Regions from separate parts of the Mus musculus genome. Here region 1 is linked to region 2. The links are chromatin loops, found by intact Hi-C in ENCODE. Cell type or tissue: heart. All regions are shown on one strand.

The links. Hi-C counts contacts between places; a loop is a spot of excess contacts. Peaks named below come from ENCODE experiments on the same cell type or tissue, not always from the same donor. Only the 100,000 strongest peaks of a DNase experiment are listed, where the experiment ranks them.
Region 1: a loop joins it to region 2, with 3 times the contacts of the local background. A loop is called at or near these places in 2 of 42 quality-filtered maps.

What each region holds. Positions count from the first base shown.
Region 1 is chr11:94,282,743-94,290,742 of GRCm38, forward strand. It overlaps Gm21885 (predicted gene, 21885), which reads left to right. Exons shown (of 4, transcript NM_001378258.1): 2 at 769-843; 3 at 1,914-2,089; 4 at 3,097-3,518. The coding sequence ends at 3,243. Among named protein-coding and RNA genes, the nearest start is that of Gm21885, 4.9 kb to the left of the region's middle. In heart, no CTCF peak of the experiment used is centred here; no DNase peak of the experiment used is centred here.
Region 2 is chr11:94,483,097-94,491,096 of GRCm38, forward strand. Spata20 (spermatogenesis associated 20) reads right to left here and starts at 2,214. Exons shown (of 16, transcript NM_144827.4): 1 at 2,114-2,214; 2 at 1,821-2,003; 3 at 1,658-1,722; 4 at 1,391-1,545; 5 at 1,172-1,315; 6 at 853-1,054; 7 at 487-617; 8 at 285-389; 9 at 1-64. The coding sequence starts at 2,190. It overlaps Epn3 (epsin 3), which reads right to left. Exons shown (of 10, transcript NM_027984.3): 10 at 6,503-8,000. In heart, no CTCF peak of the experiment used is centred here; a DNase peak (open chromatin) is centred at 3,125; H3K4me3 peaks cover 646 bases; H3K27ac peaks cover 196 bases; H3K27me3 peaks cover 5,704 bases.

The sequences.
Region 1 (8,000 bases), 200 kb before region 2:
AAGCTCACTCAACTCTAAAGACTCATTCATCTCCTTGGAGTTTTGTTGTTACTCGTGTTGGGAATCAAACCCAGGGCCCTAGGCATGACGGAACCTCAGCCCTACAAGGTGTTTTTAGTTTTGGTTTGTTTTGTTTTAAATTGCGTGTGAGTACACTGTTGCTGTTTTCAGTTATGGTTGTGAGTTACCATGTGGTTGCTGGGAATTGAACTCGGGACTTTTAGAAGAGCAGTCAGTGCTCTTAATGGCTCTCTCTCCAGCCCACCCTACAAGGTTTTAAAGGAAGCTTTTCTCTGCCTATGGGTTTCTCTGTATAACTGGACCTTTCTACTACGTAGCTTCACTAGAGACCTGGAAACAAAATAGTGCATACAAAAAAAAAAAAATACCAATAGAAACATAAGAGCATAGATTACAAATATTCCTTTCCCAGACTAGGCACCACTTTATAGACTTGGCTTCCTTTCATGATTTGGTAATTAAGAAAAAAAATCACTCATAGTTAAAACCAGGGTCCAAGGGATGGCCAGTTGCCACATAAGCCCAAGACCCAAATCCAATCCTCAGAGCCTACTTAAAAGGTTTCACACAGGAACCACAGCATGCCCCACCCGGAAATAAACCTTTATTATTATAAGATTAAGACTAGTCCTTTTCCTGGTCTACCCATGAAGGGAGAATAGGCTTGGGTGGGGGGAGAAGGAAGCAGACCCAGGCAAGCACTGGAACTACCACTTTCTCAGACCATCTCTTTCCTAACTCTCCCAGGTCAAAGTCAACACGGCATGAACCCACACTTGCCGACTGAGCCACACAACAGCACAACAGACAGCGCCGGTCTAGGTAAGGCCTAGGCTCTTGGACCATGTTGTCAAACTGCTCACCACATGGCTCCGCATCTCTCTAGTCCATACAGTCCTTGAGAGAGTAAACTGTCAAGACTCACATTCAGTGCCATAGTTGCACAAATCACTAGCTCTCAAGGGATGCTGCAAGAATCACACTAAGTGATTGGCACCTGGCCCAATAAATATTTCATAGTAACTTTCCAACGGCCAAATATCCCAACTGCTACACTGTCTTAAAATATCCACTGTGTGCTTTCCTTTCATATGTATGGGTGATTTTCTGCATGTACGTATGTGCACCATGTGTGGCTGGTACCCTCAGAGGCCAGTGGATCCCTGTAACTGGAGTTACAGATAGTTATTAGCTATCATGTGGGTGCTGGGAATGGAACCCAGGTTCTCTGGAGGAGCAGCTAGTGCTCTTAACCACTGAGGCATCTATCTCTCCAATCCTCCATTATGTATTTTAAATCTCTAAGAGCTAAAAATATCACTCAGAGTATACTTGCTGTACATGTATTTAGTCCCCAGTCCAGACACAGGAAGATGCCAGGTGTGGCATGCATGCCTGTCATTCCAAGGCTGAGGTAGGAGAGTCCAGAGTTCAAGGTCTATTTGGGCTGTATAGTGAGACCTGCTTTTAAAGACAAATGGGGGCTGGAGAGATGGCTCAGAAAGCTGGGTGCTTACAGCTCTTCCAGGAGTCCAGTTTGGTTCTCATCTGGCAGGTCACAACTGACTCTAACTCCAGTCCAGAAGATCGAACACTTTTTGGCCACAGGTACCTGCACACACACACATGGCATTCAAAGACATATGTCTTTTCCAAATAACTAAACAAAAACACACCTTGGAAAGACTGGCTGGCATCAAACTGCAATCAAATCTATTAGTAGTTGGCCAGGTGGGCACAAACTACGGTCAGCGCAGCATATCTGCAAAAACTTCAAGTCTACTTATGGTTCAATTCTTAGCATCATCTTTGCTCTAATAACTGATGTTAACAATCTTTAAAATGGGTATTTTATCTCTTAAAAAAACTATGTTGAATTTATGGGTGACCAGAGCTGGTGCTTAAAGTGAGAATTCAGGATTCCAGAGAAAATGACTTCATTGAAATTGAGCTGCCCAGACAAGAGTTAAGTTACCACAACCTACTCCAGGTGAGCTGCTCTCAACTGGGGATCCCCCCAGAACAAGTGGAGAAGATGAGGAAGCTGCCAAACACACTGCTCCGGAAGGTAGGTCACATACCACCGAAGGCACCATTCTGGTGGGTGAAGTGACACAAAGCCAATCATTCAGTTTTTATGTTCCAAGTGAAGTTTAAGATGCTAGAACCTACAGGAGAGCCATGAAGTAACTGGGACACTTTCAACCAGCCGTTTTTCTACTCATGTTACAAGCCTGCTTGAGCGGCAAGTGATCTGCAACTTAAAGGCTTTTATTTTTAGCTGGGCCAATCTCTGGCTAATAAAGACAATATTGTCCTCAGACTAGAACATGGTCTGCACTTACTGCCTAGCAATCCACAGAAATGTTTCTTTGAACTTTATTTAAAGACTTACTTATTTAATGTATATGAGCACAGTATTGCTCTCTTCAGACACACACCAGAAGAGGGCATCGGATTCCATTACAGATGGTTGTGAGCCATCATGTGGTTGCTGGGAATTGAACTCAGGACCTCTGGAAAAGCAGACAGTGCTCCTAACAGCTGAGCCATCTCTCTAACCCTTCTTTGAATTTTTCTCCCCAGGAAGAAAATGTAGATCTCAAGTTATAATATCAGGTTTCATGCTTTAAGATTTTTTCCCCCAAGCTGGCCAGTGGTGGCACACACCTTTAGTAATCCCAGCACTTGGGAGGTGAGTAGATCTGTGGTCTTATAGTCTAAGTTCCAGGACAAAAACCTTCTGAAATGCCCTTGGCCTTTTTATTGATGCCTCAGTCCTTAATGATAGAACCTTTGTAAATTATCATTAAGTCACAAGATGATCACACTTTCCAGACAGTGTTAGTATCAGGCTGGGCATGTCGGCTCACACCTTGATGACCCTAGTACTTGGGAGAAGCAGAGGTAGACACCTTTGAATGCCAGGCAGAGACTGTCTCAAAAAAACAATTCAACTGCTGACATCCCCAGGGAGAGACAAAAGCCAATCTGAAGCAGCTCTCAGTAATAGTTTGCCTTACTTCAGTGACTTACATAGTGTTCTTAAATCCCTCAATCTTTCCCATCATGTAGGACAAAGACATTCAAAGACTCCAGGACTTTCAGGAGATAGAACTCCTCTTGGTGAAGAGTGGAAACCCTGACTGGACTCAGCACACAGCATTACCTCGGACAGAGACACCATGCTACAATAGTAATGCTGCCAAAATGACTTACTAGCTCCAGAAGGGTCTGCAGTAATTTTGTCAATAATGAGGCTAGGCCCACGTGACAATCTGGCTAACCACAATGAACTTTGGAAAAAATGTCATCTGCAACTTCTTAGTAGGAACTGTTTCACAAGCTCATGGCACCCATGGGGCCAAGTTTATTCTGAAGTGCTGAAGCCCAATACTGACATCTGACTGAGTTACATGCACGGATGCACGCCCAGCTTCATTTACCTATCCATTGGAGTGACTTATGATCTGAGTAAATTAACTTCTCCAGCCCGAGACAATCTGTGACAACAGCTCCCATCACTGTAGTCGGTGGCAGCTTCCCTAGCTTCACTCCGAGGCTGGCAGTCATCATACCCAAGCTGCTCTCAAGCCCACTTGTGGTGGCTATTAAGTAACTCACTTCATAAGCACTCAGCGGTAACCCGCCTACGTTCCCTCACCATTCCTCTTTGCACAGCCACTGCTCCTTGACTAGCGTCACCTCTGATCCTTATGAATTTAGTTAAAACACCAGGGCTCCTCATAGACCATTTGCATTCCTAGCAGCTGAGATTAGAGGGAAGGTAAGGACACACAGTAGGCATTACCCATACCCAACAACTGTTAGAAGGCTATTTAAAACCATGCTGGCTAGCTCCAGTGGCTCAGCAACAGCTAACTGTGACTGGGCAGGATGGATCCTCAGTGACAACTCCCTTGTGTTTCACTTTCAATAGGAAAATTTAGGCAGGAGCTCAAGGCTGCTTAGGTTAATAGCTAAAAATCATTATTTGTAAAATGTTGTTTTCAATTAGTCAATTTTAATTGAAAAACAACTTAGTCAGGAGGCAAATGTTATCCTCTATCCTAATGGCAGAACCTAGTAGGTGACATCCAGTGCCTAGTTCCAGTGCAAACAGTAATCCTTTCATAAAGCTAAGGACCAAGTTCTTACCTGCTCTAGTAATAAGCATACTCCACTCAAAAACAGAACAGGGACAGGGAAGGGAGGCTGGGGCATGGGGATCTATTAGCCCCAAGAGCACAGACTTTGTGTAGTAGAGGGGATGACCCCAAACCTCCCACATGCTGGCATTACAGGTGCACAGACCCTTTTCTGTATGTCCTAAAACCTGGGGGTTCTAGAGGATGCACAATTAGGTTTACTTTATATCTTAAATGTATATGAAGTCCCTGCATAGGGAGCAAGTCCATTAAATAACTCTTAGGTGGAATGAACCAGGCAGCAGAATGAACGTTAGACTAAGATGCCCGGAACCTAGCTGGGTTAGAAGAATGTCAGCACTCTCACTCCTAACTGCTCACAACTTCCCTTGGCACTGCCAGCTACTGACAGATGTCCTGTCCAGCTCACGGCTGCAGTGCTGCACTGAGAAGAGGGCAGCAGGCAATGGGGGAGGGAGTTACACATTTTCTCTTTACTGACCAACCCCAGTATCAAGACCTGCGCCTACATGCACACTGAGCTCACAGCTGTCCCCAGCTCACCTTGAAGTCTCACTGAGCAGGGCGTGGGGGAAAGGACTATAGGAATGAATGCTTGCCTATGTAAACCCCACACCTCTGCTGGTGCTTTTCAAGTCCTAATCATTTTTTCGTAAAGAGTAAATGTTCTTGTTAACCTTCCTTGGAAGGCTGCTTACGAGTACCCATTCCCTAGCTGCCATTTAACAAAAGATACCACATGTGTACGCCTTGTCTGTAGTGTTCAGGATTCTATATCTGGCCAAGTATGGTAGTGTACTCATAACCCAAGAATTGATGGAAAGATTCCCTAGGTCCAGACTAGGCTGGGCTATATATAGTGAGACCATCGAGAATAAAAGGAGAAAGTGTATTTTTAAAATCTGTATGTATTGAGGTTAGCTAGCATGTTTATCAGTCACTACCTACACCAAGTCCTTTTCCCACTTAAAAAAAATTTTTTTATTAAGAAATAGCATATACACAAAAGCACACAAACATACAGTTCAAAAAGAAAAAAGCCCATCGAGTTAGAGAAAACGCGGTGGCCATTACTCTGAAACCCACCCTGCCCTCCAAGGTCATTCTCAAGCAGCCGCTAAGAGTGATCTGTATGCCGACTGTCTGTCTCTCTGTCATTTACCGTGTACTCTTAACAGCCTGTTTTGACCTTTACCAAAGGGAAGCATAATGGAAAACTCCTTCTGTGGCTTGATTTCTGGGGACATTATTAAGTCGTGGTCATCCAGGTCACATGTGGAGCTGAAGTTCATCTTCACGCCTGTGGAATTCCACGGTGGGGATGGGTCACGCTAGTTATCCACACAAATGCTGGTGGGATCCGCCCAGGGTTTTGCTGGTTTGGGTTTTCTCTTCTTCATTACACAAGATGACATTAAGATATTTGTTCATCCTTCTCCTGGCAGCATGTAAGAGTTTTTCGAGTATGTACCTAGGGCTGACACTTAACTGTGCTGAACCGTTTCCAAAGTTGCCCCTAAACAAACCTGTTGACAGATAACTGATCTACTTGAGATGGCCGAGGGAAAGAAATAGATCAACTGTGAAACTCGGGAAATGCATGTTAATAGAAAATCCATCATTCTGACACATGAAAATGCCATTTACCCTGTTTCAGCTTACTTGAAATGTACTTTTTAAAAGCAACACTTTCAACTTCAAAGCACTGTGTCCTCTATCTCAAGATAAATGTTTCCAAATATGGTAACTGAAAATGGCAAATTCAGGACATATATGATGGACACCATCATATATAAAGAAATCTATATTCCCACCATATATAAAAAGACATTTTATATCCCCACCTCCCACTTCCTGCCCCCTTCCCTGGTACTTGGAAGAAAGAATAGGCAACATCAGGATCTTGATCCTGGATCTAGCAAGGAGCAGACAATCAGTGGTAAGGGAAGACAGATACGGAGTATTTCGCTGTTGCTTTTAAACCAAGAACAAGCATTACAATTGCAGTTATCAAACAAGTTAAAATGCATAGCCATCTAAGGAGGGTTCTTTAACAAGCAAATAGAAACCAATCAGAACGAAGGTTGCAAGCCAACCCTGAGTGAAGTGTCACCCCACAGAAGGTTTCATGCATGTAGATGGAATCTACAGCATACCCAAACCACATCAACTGCATCTATCAGCACCTAGAGAGTCAAATCTTCCGATTGTATAGCCCCAAAATCTTTAATTTGGTGGCTCAGCTCCAAGGGTATGTATGTATGTATGTATGTATGTATGTATGTATGTAATCCTGCCCGCAATCAAGGTGAGAACTGTTGTAGAAGAATTTACCTGAACAGAATACCTCAAACAATTTAACAGCTCATGATTACCGAGGTACACAAGTGGTTTCAAATCCAACTGAAGTGTAGCTGGAGTCTGCTGCAGAGGCTGTCTACACTCTACAGGAGAGGCCTGAGAGTAGGCTCCAGTTCTCCACTCTCAAGAGCTACAAAGTAAAGAGCTATCAGTCTGAGATCTCCCGAGTAAAAGCTCACATTTTACAAAGGGAGCCTCTTCTTTCAGAGACACAAGTTACATGGCATAACTGAGACTTTCTTGAGAATACATTAAGAGTAGACATGCATACACACAATGCACACATATACACCTGTGCAAGACCCCTCCCCATACACACTGAAAACATGCACACTCATGGAACTAGCTATAGCTATGAGTATTACTGGAGATAGGTTAACAGAGATTGATTATATTGTTATACTTTTCATGTGGTAAAAAGTTCCAAAAAGGCATTTTTAAAAAGATCAACTAACTGCTTGCCCTGATTTCAAAATTAAGACTGGCTTTCCAAAAAGACATGACACAGACAATTCTCTCTCTCTCTCTCTCTCTCTCACACACACACACACACACACACACAAACACTATTTGGTCTACAAAATAGAAATGCATTTCTTACAGTAAGTTTCCTAGCCTCTATACTGGACACCTTAAAGAGCAAACTCTCTCAAATCCTTTATCTGCATCTAAGTGTCCAGAAGATGCCTTTTCACAGGAGCCCAACTTGCTGTCCTTCATTTATATTCACTGTTGAGTCTAGACGAGGCAGAAGAAAGCAATCTGGCATTTTAGTACTTGAGCACATTTCTTACGTTTCATTCTTAATACAACAATGTCATCGAGCAAGCAAGCCAACAAGAGTTGGATAACCTGGTGTGTGCCAGACTGCTGCTGTCAATTAACTTCATCTTCACTCGTCTCTCACACCTCAGAGACAGCCTCCCCACCTACAGCTGCATCTCTAGATAAGCCGGGGAAGCCAGAAGGGCTCTGTCCCGATTAACATGTTCTCATACAGTGCTTCTAAAAGTGATGGCTTCATGATTCGTCCTAGTTTAATAGAGAGTATTTTACTTAATAAATTCTGCGATGACCCCTAACACATACTAGAAGGAGCACAGCAGCACTACAGTTAGAAAAGACAGAGAAGAGACCCAGTCTCTGTGCCCTAATATTGATCGACACGAGGCCATTTCCTAGATAAGCCACTTGTTCAGTTTCTTCACCTATAAACTGATGGCAGTATTGAAAACCTAAGTCACAGGAACTGCTATGATAGATATGTAACCACCTGTGGTTGGGGTGGTACTTTATACAGTCGATGGGGCTAGATACAAACATGCTGCTACTTCCAGTTGAAATACCTGCCTTATTACTTCTCAAATATCTTTGTTATATGTACTACACACTACATACACAGCAATATATACATTTATAACCAAACAAGACTGGGTTAAAAGAAATTAC
Region 2 (8,000 bases):
GAGTCCGGGTCACATACTGCAGGATGCCTTTAGCAACATCAGCGTAGAATTCATCGCCAGAGATCTGGGGGGGGGGGGGGTGGAGGTTGTAAGTAAATGTCACTGGGGGTGGTGGTGGCTCAGGTTCCTAAAGGATACCCCCCCAGGAAAGTGGGTGGGGTGTAGGGGAAGCCCAGGTGTCTAGAGTGTGAGGAGGAATTATGGGTTGGAATTAAGAGGAAGCTACCGTTAGCTTGAAGGTCTTGGGACTGGCAGCCAGGATTGGGATTAGGGGCAAAAGTCACCTGGAAGGCCTGGGTATAGACCACCGAGAGTTGGGCCTGGTCATACAGCATTTTCTCAAAGTGAGGGATGTGCCACTGTCGGTCCGTGGAGTAGCGGTGAAAGCCCTGTGGTCAAGGCAGAGTGTTAGGCCAGACTGATCTCAGCCTCTGTCCCTAGGCCTGCTGCCCCGGCCGGCCGGCACGGAACCTGGCCTGCCCTCACCTGCCCCACATGATCCTGGATGCCTCCGTTGGCCATCATCTTCAGGGTGTGCAACGCCATCTGCTGAGCTCGGGAGCCATCCTGGGTGAGCCGGTGACTGAGCCAATAGGAGAACAGGAAGTTCAGGATCACTGTGGAGCAGGAAGGAGAGGGTGAGAGGTTCCAGGGAGGCTCTGCCCAGTCAGTCTCTGTCTGTCAGGCTGGAAGGTGGGAACTTCTACCATCCACTTAGAGGACACAGGCCATTGGCCTCTGAGTCAGAGGTCAGAATATCAGCCCACAGGGGACCGGAAAGCTACACAGCCGCACAAGAGAGGCCAAAGGCACCGATGCTCATTATATAGGTCAGGGTCAGAGGTCACTGACCAGGTGTGGGAAACTTGGGGGCCTCGGCGAAGCCGCCGTATTCCTCATCATAGCCCTCATCCAGCTGCTGGAAGCAACGGCTGTTCATGGTGGCAGCAGAGGCTGGAATCTGTCTGTCACCCACGCTGATCTCAGATCGGGCCAGAAGGGCTGTGGTGACGCGCTGGCTGTTCTCCAGAAGGGTGTTCTTGTTCAGTTTCCACTACAGGAGGTGAGCACACACGTGGAAGTCAGCATACACAGGTCGGGGTGGGGATGGGAGGTGGCTGTGGTCTCTCAACCTGCACGTGGGCACCTTCCCTCCCAGACATCCACCCACCTGATCACAGATTCTCATCAACACTGTTCGGAAGCCAACTCGAGTCAAACCATCCTCTGGCGGGAAGTAGGTGCCCCCAACGAATGGCTGGAGGCCGGGGGTCAGCCACACATTCATTGGCCAGCCTCCTCCACTACTGGTGGCCTGGAAGAGGGAGGGCCAGGGTCAGGGGAGTTGCCGCGTTGTAGGTGTGACTAGACTGCCACAGAGATGGCTCACCTGCACAAAAGTCATGTATACTTTGTCCACATCTGGCCGCTCCTCTCGGTCCACCATGACACAGATGAAGTTCTCATTGAGCAGGCGCCCTATCTCTTCATTCTGGAAGGATTCCTCCTCCATCATGTGGCACCAGTGACAGGTAGAGTACCCCACTAGGAGAGAAGAGGGACAGGATGGCAGGAGGAGGTCCCCGGGGGACCCAAGGGACCACCCCCAACCCTCTGCCTGTCACTGAACCTCATTCTGGGAACAGTGGGTGTATACCTGAGAGAAAAATCGGCTTGTTTTCTTTTTTGGCCTTGTCGAAGGCTTCCTGTCCCCAGGGGTACCTAGACCCAACAGGAAGAGAGGTCACTCAGTAGCCTAGGGAGTCTCAGAGGATTAGGGACCCCAGATGCTTCAAGGGAAACCCTGGGATGGCTCTCACCAATCCACCGGGTTGTAGGCATGCTGTAAGAGGTATGGAGACTTCTCATTGATCAGGCGATTGACGGTCTTCGGCGGTGCAGGTGGAGGACAGTTAGTCCGGCTTGACTTTCCTCCAGCAGGCATGGGCGCTGAACTACTAACTGTAGTAGCACTTCGGTCCTTGTCCCGGGAAGAGCTGCCCCTAATGTGGGCAGATGGGTCACACAAATGAAGGCCACTTCCCCTTTGCCCCACCCAAATCAGCTCAATGGTTACCCAGCCACAAAGACCCCCACTCTTTGTCCAGCCCACCTTTCTGAACCACGGGGGAGACCGTGGCCTTTGTGCTCCCCCTTATGTTTTGGGGGTGGTGAGGAATGGTGGCTCATTGGGGGCTCCCTGCCAGGTTAGTCTCCCCCAGCTTCTTGGACCTGGCGGTAGGAAGGGTATCTGTGAGGTCAGAGAGGGTCATAATGAGTAGAATGGTCCATCCTGCTCTGTTCTATCACCCGTGGAGTGCCCCTCCCTGGGCGGTTGCACTGCAGGCATCCTTAGCATTCATGTGGGTGACTTAGGAAGGGAGTGGCTATTGCTAGTGTCTAGACAGGTCAAGAGGAATGGGTATTGGGTCCGGGACTGGACCAGGTGAGGGACAAGCAGAAGAAGTAGTCAGGGACTAGCCAAGAACTCCAGAGTACTTTGAAGGACCAGGTCTTACACTAAACACACACACACACACACACACACACATACATACACACAGAGGGGAAAGAGGGAGGGGAGAGAAAGGGAAAGAGGGGAAGAGAGATAAGAAAGAAGGAGAGGGAGAAGGAGAGAGGGACCACTCAGAATCAAATAGACCTATCTTAGGGAGTTCAACCTGGGAACGCAACTAAATAGCAGGCAGGGCAGCAACATGAGTTTGTGACAGGGTGCAGGGTGCTTCAAGAGAGGGGTTTGTGGACAGCACATCATTCTAGAAAGGCTTCCTAGAGGCGGTGCTAAAGTAGCCAAAGAGCTAGCCTGAGCTAATCCTGCAGCGGATAAGAAGGGTGGGGGAAGAAAAGGAGCCTTCATGTAGGGGGATCCGAGCAGACATCGCAGACTATGCCTGAAAGACGGACTGCCGCGGCGCCAGGCATATTGTAGTGTCTTGCTCATACCTGCCGCTAGCCGCAAGGCCCACCCCCACAGTGGGGCGACCGGAGGTTGGGGTCCAGACAGTCCCACACTCTTCAGTATAGCTGCTCCAATTCGGGCGGTAGGCTGCAGAAGGGCGGGCCCAGAACCCTGTCCTCGCCAAGTCTCTGGCCCTGTGGCTGGTCTCCGAGCGCCGCTCGGCGGTAGAGCGCGGAACTACAGCCCTGCCGTGCCTTTGAAGATCCAACCGTCTCAGCGCTTAAAATTCGAGTAAAATAAGCTGGGTTCCATTTAAAGTGCTGGCAGGAAGAGTGACCCTCGGAGCATCCAATACTTTTGCCTAGCTCTTTCCCCTTTTACAAGCAAGAGATAAGGCTCCCTTCGAAGGATTTGATCAGCCAGCCAAATTTGCTTGATCCAGCCTACCCATCCTCCCTAGAACCCACCCACTCCGAGAAGCCTTCCCAGAGTAGTAACACTGAGCCAATATGTCCTTACTGCATGCTCTGTTTGCTTGGTTCATTCACTTTATTCAGTCAATGACAAGCGTCCTCTGCTGTCTACTACTATACCAGGCACCGAACACCCGTGTGTTCCTCCCTACCCTTTTACTCAGAGACTAGCTAGTGAATAGTCAGCTACACACTGCGACAAGTACCGTGAATGGGTATAATCTAGCAAGAGACTCGATCCAGTAGAAGAGACACAGAGGAAAGCTCTGCTGAGGACATTATACTTGATTGGTAGCTATAAAGAATAAGAGTGCAGGGAGTGAGAGATGTAGCAGAAGAAACAGCATGTGTAAAGGTCCTGTGGCAGGTGAGGGTATTGAGACTGAGGGCCAGCAGAAGGCTAGTATAGCTGGAGGGCAGAGAAAAGGGATAGGTAACGAACGTGGATAGGAAGCTGGCTTAGTTAGCTTGCTATTGCTATGATGAAACACCATGACCAAAAACAACTTGGGGAAAAAGGGGTTTATTTTATCTTATACTTCCACATCATAGTCCTGTGTCCATCATCAAAGGGATGTCAGGGCTGGTATTCAAGGCAGGAATCTGGAGACAGGAACTGCAGCAGAAGCCACGGAGGAACGTTGCTTACTGGCTTGTTCTCCATGGCTTGTTCAGCCTGCTGTCTGCTAGCACCGGGGACCATCAACCCAGGGGTGGCAGGCGCTGTTCACAACAGTGAGCTGAGCCCTCAGACATCAGTCATCAAGAAAATGCACCACAGACTTGTCCACAAGCCAGTCTGATGGGGGCACATTTTCTCAGTTGAGATTTCTGCTTCCAAATCAGTTTAGCCTGGGTTAAGTTGACATAAAACTAACCAGCAAGGGAAGTTAGGTGAGTGGGTAGGACGAGGTCTGGGGCAGGGGGTGAACTCTGAGGAGGAAGCATTGCTGATGATAGAATCCAGGGCCTTATCCGTGCCTCAGCAGGAGTCACACCTTCTGAGAAAGGAAGTTCCTAATGACATAAGAAGAAAGCTGCAGTAGAACTTGCCTGCCTTGTTAGCCCACCCCAGACAGGGTATCTCTGTGTAGCCCTGGCTGACCTGGAACATGCTCTGTAGACCAGGCTGGCCTTGAACTTACAGAGATCCACTGTCTGTCTCCCGAGTGCTGGGATCAAAGGAGTGCGCCAAGGCTGCCCAGCCTGTTTTAATCAGGAAAGCATCCTTTTAGGTCTGGAATGGGGGAAAGAATGGAAGCAAGGTTAATGAGGGGGTCTTGGCAGCACACAGGGGAGACAGGAGGCTTATCAGGGGCTAGGGGTAAAGCTGCAGAGGAAGGGACTTTGAGGAGAGGAGGGTCAGAGTGAACAGTAAAGGCTAAGGCCTCACTCTGAAGAGGGGGAGCTGTAGGGGGCTAAGAGGTCTTTTTTTGACCTATTGGTCTGAATACCTTTGAGATGTGCAAATAGAACAGAGGGATTAAGGGCTTAATGAACAGAAGGGAGGCTGTTGGGAAAGAGGAAAGGATTTCCTATGTGGAGGGCTATTAAGAAAACAGCACACTGAGAGCAAAGAGCTCAGACCCATACACCTTGAATCTTGACAACATAGGTAGGCAGGACCCATGCATAAATTCAGACATTGTAGCATCCTGGAAGCAGAGCGGCAGGGATCTTAAGAGCAACTAGGCATGGTGACACACAACTGAACATCTCAGTGCGTAGGAAGCTAAGGAGAGACGAGGCTGGAGGCTGAGACCGAAAGAGCATGAGTTCAAGGCCAACTTGAGCTGCAAAGAAAGGCCTCTGCTAAAATACGGTGGGGGAGGGGCAGGAGGCTAGCTCATTCAACAAAAGTGCTCATTTCATGAACTCGAGGGCTCAAGTTCAATCCCCACAACCCACAGGAAACAAAAGCAACAGCATGACCTCAGCAACGCTGAGACAGGCAGAGGTAGACCAGATGCCTGGAGTTCAGTGGCCTCCTAGCCTGGTCTCCTTGGCAAAGTTCTAGGCCAAGAGGAAGCCCTGTCCGTGGCTACACAGATGGCCTGCTGGTTGAGAGCACTGATTGTTCTTCTAGAGGACTGGTTAAATCCCCCTGTCCCCCTGCCAATCAATGGTGGCTCACAACTGTAACTCGTGCATGTGGTGTGTGAACATATTCAGGCACAACATCAATGCGCATAAAATAATAAAATTTTAAAACATGAAAAGGAACCCTGTCTCAAAATGTGAAAGGTACCTGAGGAATGACATGTGAAGTCCTTTGAACTCCACCCACAGACACACACACACACACACACACACACAGAGGGAAATACACAAAACCAAGAAACACAATGAAGTGCCTACAGAGAAGTCAAATGTCCTCTGGCTTTAGTAAGCTGGACCCTGGGCTGGACCTGGTGACTGTAGTCCTAGTGACATCATGCTGAGAGGAGGCATCCCGCCAGCTAGAAGTGGGAAAGAAGGGTACAGTGACTTCGATTTCAAGGATGAAGCCAAGGAGGCTGTACATTGGAGGGCAGGGTCTGTCTGGAAGAAAGCGAATTGAAGGCCCAGAGGAGAGAGATGGGATGCCTGACAGAGTCTGAGGATGAGGGCCACAGGCTTGCGGGTTGGGTTTGCCCTATAAGCCATGCTCCGGTGCCAAAAGAGTAGTTCCCAGGGGAGACCGAGAGCCCTGTTGTGAGTGCCAAGGATTTGGGGGGTGATGGCCGAGACATGAATGAAGATGGATGAGAGGTCCAGGATCAGGGAGTTAATATGGAACTGGGGTGAGAGCTGAACCATGAGGAAAGCATGCTGGGAATGGGGAGTGGCTGCCCCAGACAGGGCAGAGCAGAGCAGAGTGCCAGCCTTGGGGAGGAAGGTGATCCTTGTAGCTTCCGGAAGCAAGGCCACCAACCTGTTCTTCGGGGCTCAGGGGAGGAGGGGCGGAGAGGTATGGGGCAGCAGAGCCCTGGGGCCAAGGAGCATTGACCCTTCTGGGTTTCGATGGGGCAGAAGACAGATAGGGATGAATGGCCAACTGCCACGGGAGCTTCCACGTAGCAACCCCACAAAGAAGGAACTTTTGCAAAGAAGGAAACAGAGGCACAGACACAGAGAGGTGAAGTCATTTACTCAAGAGCGACTTAACCACTCATTACTAGGCGATTATCATTAAGTTCAGCCCTGGAGCAGAGTTTGCTAGGCTCGGCTTCTAAGCAGCTGCTCTTGCCCCCTCCTGCCTGCAGCAGCCCTGTGGCTGCCTGCCCTCCCTTACAACCAGAACAGCTCCTGCCCATGTTCCTAAGAAGGACAGTGACAATGGGCCACCTCTGACTATGGTGCTTCAGGCTGAGGAAGTCCACGTGCTCTCGGTGACCCCCAAAGAGAACAAAGCCAGACTCAAGCTGCCTGCCAGGTCAGACCCTGGGTCCTGAGCGCACGTGGGTAGCCATGGTAACCCTCAAGGCAGAAGTCCAGGTGCTGGCTGTGTTTGGTTTCCTAAGCCCTGCAACAACCTTGCAGAGGTCCAGACCTCAGATAGTCAAGGTGGCTCTCTTCAGCCCTGGTGAAAGGAGCTGGGGCAGAGTTGAATTTTGGATGACCAAGTCAGACATAAGAGAAGTTGTTTCCTGTGACTGGCTGTACTGCAGCTATATCCAGTGCTACTGGCTTGTCGACTACCTTTCTGTCCTCCTAGCTCCTGGAAGATGGGGGTTCAGCCATCCTGGGTTCCTCCTGGATGAGCCCAGCATTTCATCCAAGACAGTCAGTGTTTGCTGTATTAAACCTGATCCTCCCCAGGGAGCCAGACTGTCTGACTCTGAATCCTAGCCCCACGTCACTCCAGCTTTGTGATTTAGAACATGTCACTGTACTTCTCGAAAGCTTCTGTTGGCTATTAAATAAGACTAGTAAGAAAGACCTGTGCTACCTCTCTTGGGAAGTTTGGACCTTTAGTTTATTCTTCTCCTGCCTTGTAATAATAATAATAATAATAATAATAATAATAATAATAATAATGTTAAGCCCAGGCTGGCCTTGAACTCAGGATCCTCTTACCTCCACCCCCTTAAGTGCTGGGATTACTCGTATGTGTCACCATGTTTATCAACTCTGTTTTGAAATTCTTAACCCAGTTTTGGACAGAGAGTACTGCATATCCAGCTTAGGTAGGGCCTTACAAACTCTGAAGTAACGCCGAGGCTCCTTGCAATACGATTAGGTGAAATTCTCTGCCTAAGGTGCATAGCACATCAAAGAATGAGCAAATGCTGTCGCCCCTTACTTTAGGAGTATCCTGTGTGTGATGGACTAATGCCTGAATGATTGAGACAGCATGAAAGGGAGGCACCAGGCCAAGAGGAAAGGGGAATGGGGGTTGAGAGGGCTATGAGGACATTCAGATTGTCAAGGAGTTTCTGCCTCAGCAGGTAATGGGTGCGGGGGTCCTGATCCAGCTGCCACACCCCTCAAAAAGTCCACTTGGTAAGAGCTGAGGACGTAGATTCCAGTCTTTATTAGGCGGGTGTAGTCTTCGTCCCCAAGACGCGGTCAGTCCCTAGTTGGGTTTCAGGATGTGTCAGGGGGTCCACAGATCAGTGCTCAAC